Linked DNA regions of Homo sapiens: region 1 is linked to region 2. A link is an interaction called in ENCODE POLR2A ChIA-PET data of the cell type or tissue named here. Cell type or tissue: GM12878. All regions are shown on one strand.

The links. ChIA-PET counts read pairs that join two places held together with the same protein. Peaks named below come from ENCODE experiments on the same cell type or tissue, not always from the same donor. Only the 100,000 strongest peaks of a DNase experiment are listed, where the experiment ranks them.
Region 1: POLR2A ChIA-PET joins it to region 2 with 8 read pairs; 5 of 35 experiments call an interaction of 5 or more read pairs at or near these places.

The regions. Positions count from the first base shown.
Region 1 is chr18:63,204,536-63,208,535 of GRCh38, forward strand. All of the region lies in intron 2 of BCL2 (BCL2 apoptosis regulator), which reads right to left. Among named protein-coding and RNA genes, the nearest start is that of BCL2, 110 kb to the right of the region's middle. In GM12878, no CTCF peak of the experiment used is centred here; no DNase peak of the experiment used is centred here; H3K4me3 peaks cover 2,008 bases; H3K27ac peaks cover 3,395 bases.
Region 2 is chr18:63,290,526-63,294,525 of GRCh38, forward strand. All of the region lies in intron 2 of BCL2 (BCL2 apoptosis regulator), which reads right to left. Among named protein-coding and RNA genes, the nearest start is that of BCL2, 27 kb to the right of the region's middle. In GM12878, no CTCF peak of the experiment used is centred here; no DNase peak of the experiment used is centred here; H3K4me3 peaks cover 932 bases; H3K27ac peaks cover 1,680 bases.

The DNA of each region.
Region 1 (4,000 bases), 86 kb before region 2:
ATCACATCCATATGAACAAATCCAGGCAAAAGCAGCAGTAAAAAACCCTTGGCAGATCTCAGGCCAAATAGTTCACCCATAGAATTATGACTAATAAAAGGGTTGTTGTTTTAAACCACTATGTTATGGAGTAATCTGTTATGCAGCTAATTGATAACTGGCACACTCTGATATCTCCAAAACGATGCAATACTAGGAAGTATTATACTACCTAGGAAGAAAGGAAAAGCATGCATTCTATGTACTGACATGGTACATCTCAAGATGTACCATGATAAGATCTTACATGGTAAAATCTCAAGATATACTGTTAAATTAACAGGGCAAACAGTAAGCTGCCTTTTGTGTAAGAAAGGGAAAATTTTAAAATGTGTATATGTTATTTTGCATGGATGGGCGCTGGATATATACTCAAGAAATTAATAGACAATGGTTCCTTATTCTGATGGAAGAGCGAGTAGTGAATTGGGTGGATGGGGACGGAGGTGCTAGCGAGACTTTCCAATAAACACCTTTCTAAACTGTTCCAGTATAGGAACCATGTGACTAATACCTATGCAAATAAGTATTTTGAAAAAGGGAAAAATAAGGCTAATACAAGATAGAAATGACAAAGCTTGAAAAAGTTGAATTTCAAACTGACGATTATAATTCTGCTATGCAACCATCCTTCATCAACAACAGCCTTCCTTTGAACCGGAATAATCGTTTCTTTGTAACACATATGATTATTTGTACACCTGGCTGTCTTCCCTGCTAGATTGTAAGTGCTTTAAAAGCAGGGACCATATCTCATGCATCTTTGTCTCTTCAGCAAGTGGCAAGCATCTTGCCGGGCACAGAAGAAAGCCTTGCTCAATAACTGTTTGTTGAGTCAAAAAAATAAACAAAAACATTCGGACCTCACTAACAGTGTCTGTTGTTAATGCTGATGAGTTCAATAAAATCTTCAACAGCCTAGCTTCTATCTGTACACATCCTCCACACACCATCTTTCAGGAAAATGGTGAGCATTCCTCATGATCTGGGCTCATGAATGTACTCTGAACTACTGGGGAGAGTATATACAAAAGCTAAATTCGAACACTACGAAAAGAAAAATGCAAAACAACCTCCTCTATTTAAAAAAACAACAACATTTGACTAGAGGGGGTCTAGAAAAAGAAAAGAAGAAGGATCTTTTATTATTTCTCATAAGTAACACATTTGACTACTGTGGTTGGAATAAGCAGCCCCGCTCCCACCCCCTGCTTGCAAAGCAAACTAAGCCACCCGAATAAGTGGACCATGGGGATATAGAGGCAGAAAACTCCCGGCCCCATCCCCAGGCCTCCAGAGAATTTGACACTCAAGCCACGGTGGAGAGGTTTTCTGTTATGAGTTTAGCATTTCTAAGAAAGAGGAGACCACAGGCTTTCCCTGTAGTCCATTTCAAGAGTCTGATAGCTCTCACTGGAAATCTTCACTTCCTTTGAACTTGTACCTTCCTGCTGTGCCTCAGGCCTCTCCCTCTTCTGAGAGTTCTTGTCTCCATGTCTGATCCCTGTGAAAGTGCAGGCATTTAAGGAGGAGGTCTGGGCCCCCTTCACGGTGGTGTCCACACCTCTCCCAGGGGGATGTGCTCGGTAAGTGTGCATGCAGCACCATCTCAGCCCTGTGCATCCTGGACCGCACCAACAAACAGCACCACACAGCTTGGGGACCATGTCCAGATTCACACGCAGACGATAAGCACCGTGGCCAATACCCAAGCGTTAGATAATTAAAGGTCCCTCCAAGGATAAACACAAGTAAGAGTGGAAGCAAAGGAAGTGCACACGCTTGTCTCAAGAAAGACAGGGCATGTAGCCTTTTCCCTAGGATCTCTCATCATCTTCGCTTCTCTTTCTCACATCAAATGATGCCAATTCTTTAACTTTCCTAGGTTCCATTTCCCAATGCTTTCATCAGTTTCACTGTCTTCTGCGAGGCTGAATTTCCCTAATTAAGGGCAGTGGGAGACGCTCCACATTTGGAGTCCCTGTGAGGCAGCAAAGATGGAGAGCTGAGACTGACCATCCAGAATCCAGGTGTGCCTTCGCCACACAGAACAACAAGCATCGTTGATGCCTCTAGTAAGTGCCAGGTGTTGGGTTAGATGCTGTTGGAGATATAAAAGGTGGAGACATCATCTCTGTCACTTAATGAGAGTGACACTGATCGGACAGGATTTAAAGAAGGGGACTCTGGTGTGGGTGGGAAGAGCACAGTGGGAGGGTTGGGGCAGGGGCACGGCCTTGGGACTAGAGTAGGTGGAGGCAGTGGGGCGGGGAGGAGGAAAAGAAGGAAGGAAGAGGCCGGTCAGAGGAAGCCCAAAAGTGGATTCCTGGACACACAGTAAAAAGGGGAGGACGACTTAAAGACGGTTTCCAGATGTGGGGGTCTGGGGAGAAGGGAAGCTTTTACAGCTGCTGACAGAGGCTGACAGATGCAGAGAGGGCTCGTGGTGAGCTGGCTGAATTCGGGGTAAACAAGAGGAGATTTCATGCTTCACCTCAGATGAGGAAATAGGACTAGGAATACAGTTTTATGATTGAAGCCGTGACAGAAAAGCCTTTCCAAAGGAGCACAGTGGAGGAGAGAACTGGAGAAGAGGCACGGAGACCGCCAAGCGTTCCAGGTGCAGGCGGCAGGAGGGAGCCCAGGATGCCGGCAGAGCGAGCCTTGGTCTGTGAACCCCAGGGCCGATGGGCACCGGCTCATCTAATTCATTTGTGTACAGATCCACAAAACTGCACCTGGCTGTGGCCGTCAGTAAGTGCTATATAAATGCTTCATAAGTGTTTGTTGAAGGAAGTTGAAATGTAGTCGTCAGAAGAGTGAGAGGGAAACCAGCGACAGAGCCTTGTAAGTCTAAGAAAAAGAATTCAAAGATGGTCAAGAGCTAACATTGCACAGGGAATTACAGTATTTCCGGAAGACCAAGGGCAACTCTGATTGTTCCAGACTGCCTGGGAGCACCAGAGTCTGATTGTTCCAGACTGCCTGGGAGCACCAGAGTCTGATTGTTCCAGACTGCCTGGGAGCACCAGAGGTCTGGGTGGGGGCAGGAGTCAGTCCACCTGGAACTTCTGCCTCCAGTGCACTGAGTCTGCACGGACCACCAGGGCTGACACTGCCTTACTTAATATGGGGGTGGGGGAAGTCCCTGCGATATATAATGGTCTCAATTTAAATTCTGTGCTGTTTTTATTTTAGCTGTGTAATTTGGAAACTTCAAATAAAAAGCCTGAAAGGAAAGTTGGACTATTTAAGCTTACACAGACTCTATTAATGCTATATGGTTATTCTACCCCTGACTTTGGAAGAAGGAGAAACTGGCATGGGAATACACTTTTCTAAAAAAAATACTATTTAAAAATATGAAAGTTTATTTAACATCTAAGGAAAGGTACTTAATTAGAGGGACACTCAACAAGAAGAATTGAGGATCTAAGTAAATAGTCCCCATCTGCTCCTGGTCCTACCACCTGGCGATTACTTCCTCTTCTTCTCTGATAGATTTTAGCCAACCAATTTTGTTTTATTTGTGCAAGTTGAGAGGCCACCTGTTATGGAATATACTTCCACATTAAACAAAGTGAACATTTCCTATTTCTGTGCTTCCCATATGATTTTTAAAACACAAAGCACTCACTTTCACCTTAAACAGATTTAAGAAATGCTGACTCTGATGAACAGGTATAAACAAGGCAATCTTTTGTTTATGAAAATTGTTAACGACCTACCCACAGAAAGACATGCCCTGCGCCACACTGTACCCCCCACCCCCGCCCACCCGGCTCCCCGATGCTGGTGAATTAATCTATCCACACGTTTTTGCTCATTTCCCTGGCTGTTACCAGCTGAAGTGAAGAAAAGACATTTTACAAGGGGACATGGTATATTTGTGCTAAAACAGGCACCACACAAATCCAGAGAAAGGAGCCAAAAGGAAATACCAGGCAGAGGGAACAGCGTG
Region 2 (4,000 bases):
GGTTTTTATCTCGAGCTAAAGAAAACACCTTAACACTCCATTCATAGTAAGGACCATCACAGTAATCCTGTGTGACAAAGCTCAGGATAAATGCCATGGCAGGAATTTCACTTGAATGAGATAGCAGGATGGAAGGAAGGAAACAGGAGCCCTTGCTTTGGAGAGATCACCTTTCATGGGCTCAGTTCAGGCTTCACTCAGCAGGAAAAAAATCTGCAAGGCTTAAATAAGTACTTCTATTTGGTAGAAGGCAATGGAAAAGAATAACCTAATTCATTTAATCTGCAGTTGCCACAGATACAAAAACAAGAGAAGATATGAACACTGTGTGGGCCGAATGTTTCTTTCCTACTCCCACCCTCATCCCACTCGGCCCTCTTTCCCAGGTCATTATCAACATATTTCAAAAGCCTCCGAGATGGTGATAAAGCGGCTCACCATCTGTGAACTCCTCCTCCACAGAAGAGTGATAGGTCTCAAGAACAAACCTTCCTACCTTAGCATGGAACAAAAGCCTGACTTCAACACCCGGCACCCACAGCTGTTTTCCACGAATAGAAAGAACACAGCCAACCCAACTGGCTCTTTGAAGGTACGCCATCCTTTTCCTGTGGCCTAATTTATGCTGCAGATTGAAAAGTGCAAAAAAGCAAAAAATGGATAAGGTTTTCACAAGAGTTACTTAGTAGATGCTGATTTTCTTCCAATATCAAATGCTTGAGGCGCATATGATTGGCTTCCATTTCTCTGTATTTGTCGAAAGAATCTCTAAATTGTTCCCCAAATGAATTATTATTTTGACTGGGGACACTGAAGTTCACGGTTATTTTTAAAAACTACATTTTGCAAAAAGTTATCACTCTTCTTACCAAAGATTCACAATACAGTGTTGATGGGAACGTGACCTAGTTGGACAGCTACCTTCAGATATGCCTGATGCCCTTCAACAGGTCATCATTTGCACTAGAAACCAATACTCATCAAGTGTCAACAGGTCCACAGCCCCGTCCTGAATCATTCAGAGGAAGTTAAATACAAGAGTTTGCAATTTAAACCAAAGTGTACCATCCCAATCTGTAAAAGACTCGGGAACACATGAAAGAGTACAAAGATAAAGCAAATAGCCTTGAGTTACTTAGTTTAGTTGGAACTATTTTTGTCACACTATCAACCGAGGCCCTGGAGTACTCATGAGTATTTCTTTTTTTTTTTTTCTCAATAAAGCGGGAAAAAATGCTGAAAGAATTTTTTAGATGTATTCCTTTCTTGTGTTGGAAAGATAATCTTACTGAAACAGGAATGGAATCTAGCTTATGTCTCTCTTTCCTATTCTTAGAATCCTAAACAAAGAAATGAATGTCTACAAGGTGGTTTGGGGAAACAGTTAGAAGATTCCCATGGGAAGCAAGTTAAATTGAGAGTCCAAGAAGACTAGAAACCACTTTATATCAGTGCTGGGCTCACAGGAGAGCTAGGTGATAGGAGAAAGGGCCAGTGATGTGGACAGATCATGATAGTGACAGTGAAGAGAGTCCAGGTAAGACCTAACGAATGACTTAATAGATCAACTGGAGTGGTTTTAGTGGATAGGTTTGCATGTTTCTAACGACACAGAAACCTACAAAATAGTTCACTGGTTTTCAGAAAAATACTGGAAGGATTCATCACAAACTCCTAGCCCCAGCCAACCCCAGTGCAAAAAAAAAAAAAAAAAAAAATCATGCCCAATCCTTCAAAAGATTCATATGTGCAGGGTTATTACTCTAGACATCAGCTTGCCTGGGACCATCCTGGCCTACCCTATTGTCCCAGAATAATGATTAATAACAAGTGTCTCAGCTTGGATGAGACATGTTATGATCATCTTAGATATGAAAGAATGGCAATCTAATAGGTTAATGAATATCAAGACAAAATACCTTTAGAAAGGCTTTCCTTTCTAATTGTGGTTCCAGACTTTATACAGCGCACTCACACGTACCATGCTAGCTGGGATCTGCACTCTGGTAATAGAAAGGGGGGGCTTGCGCACAGAAGGAAATGGGTTCATGTTGGCACCACCCAGGTGCTCAGCAAATGGACAGCAAATAAACCGTCGTTGAAGAAAGGCAATGAAAGAACCCTCTTCACCAATGTCTTGAATGAATGGTTCTTCAGCCATGACACATCGTACTGAGGAATGGCTTAACAGTTCTCCTTGATTCTGGGAGTGAAATAAGTATGGGGGTAAAGAGCATCAGGAAGACTCCCACTGCAGGAAACCCTGTGAAGAAAGTGCTGAAGAAAGCGCTCTCCCACCACGCATTAGGGAAGGAGCTCAGGAGCTCTCTGCCAACTGCAGTAGGCACGGGCCCAGAGACAGAAGATTTCTGTGGTCTGGGCACCCTTCCTGCTGCTGCAGGTGATGAGTAATAATAGCGACGGCTCTCATGTCACAACCTGGTGGCCGCTGGACCCTCACTTTGGTTGGAGGGTGTGTCCCCACAGGGGAAGTTCACAAGAGCCAAGCTGGGCTCTGAGCTTCATGCAACGTGCAAGATGTGCACCAAGACGACCTCACCCCTGGCTGGACTCAGCCCCGGGACAACACTCCCACCCCGCAGAGCCCAGCCAGGTTCTCAGTGGCCCCAAGATAGCACACAAGCAGCTGGGATGGGAAAACAAGGTTTAGTAATATGAAACCAAAATACTCCTCCAGCCTGACTGCACTGCCCAGGATGAAATTCTCTCTAATTCCACTGAACATCTTAAACCAAAACATATTCAAACCCTGAACATCAGCAGCACTCGTACTTCTCTTTTTTGGGGCTGTGAAGGGAGGGTGGAGTGCTGCAACAGAATAACAATTTTCAGCATAGGAAAATCCCCAATATGCAGGTTGTCACCTGCTTGATCTATTTTCCTCCCAACCAAGTTAAGCAATCACCAACAGTTCTCTATGAGATATCTTCCACTGAGATTAAAGGAACGACCAGCAAGAAACAGTGTATGTGTTGTGGTAGTGTGAGTGTGGGTTTTCAAATGGGTACATTCCTAGAAGACGGGACAGCAGGCTCTGAGGAGGCAGCTTTGTGGAAGAGACTGGGGTGTCCAGAGGACCTTGGATATCTGGAATACTCACATATGGTGCTTGTTCTGGGGCTGGGGGGAGACAAGTACATATAGAAATATCATAACCAGTTTTCTCCAGTAAATACACCAAAACAAAGGAAAATGGGATCAAAGTATAGCCAGCAACGTGAAAAGTCCCATTTCAAAATCTAAAGTAAGATTCCAAAATAGAACATGTTTTAACAGAGTATGTAAATTTATGGAAACACTTCCTCACCCGGCTCCTGATCTTTTATAGGTACCTCTCATGCAACAGTTCAGCTTTAAATCTTTTTTAGGAAGCAGCTGGCTACCAGAGATCTTCACTCCTGTGCTTTTTTTCTCTTTTTTTTTTTGCAAATCTAGCATCTCCTTTCCATGTGATGCACTATGCTTGGAGCTGGCAGAGCAAAAGCCTGTCATTCTTAAAACATGAAGAGAATAATTCAGCGCCTTATTTTGTGATCACAGAGAATGCAATTAATACTTTGGCTGCCTTGGTATGTAGACCAAACCTTCTGCCACAGTGTTTTGCAGTGCTGTTGTCCAGGGCAGCTCTGCCAATCTTTTCATTCCAACAGAAACGATGCCAGACTTCTCGGTGCTAAGCAAAGTATAATGAGGCGGAAGAGGTGGCTGGAACCCTCAGTGAGGGAATGTGCTCCTGGGATGATTCTCTACAAAATACAAAGCTATCTCAAGATCCAATAGCTTTTGTATCCCTGCATTTACGAAACCCAATTAAAATAAATTCTTTAAAAAGAAAAAGTAGGCTGGGCAGGGTGGCTCACACCTGTAATCCCTGCACTTTGGGAGGCCGAGGCCGGTAGATCATTTGCGGTCAGGAATTCAAGACTAGCCTGACCAACATGGTGAAACCCTGTCTCTACTAAAAATACAAAAAATTAGC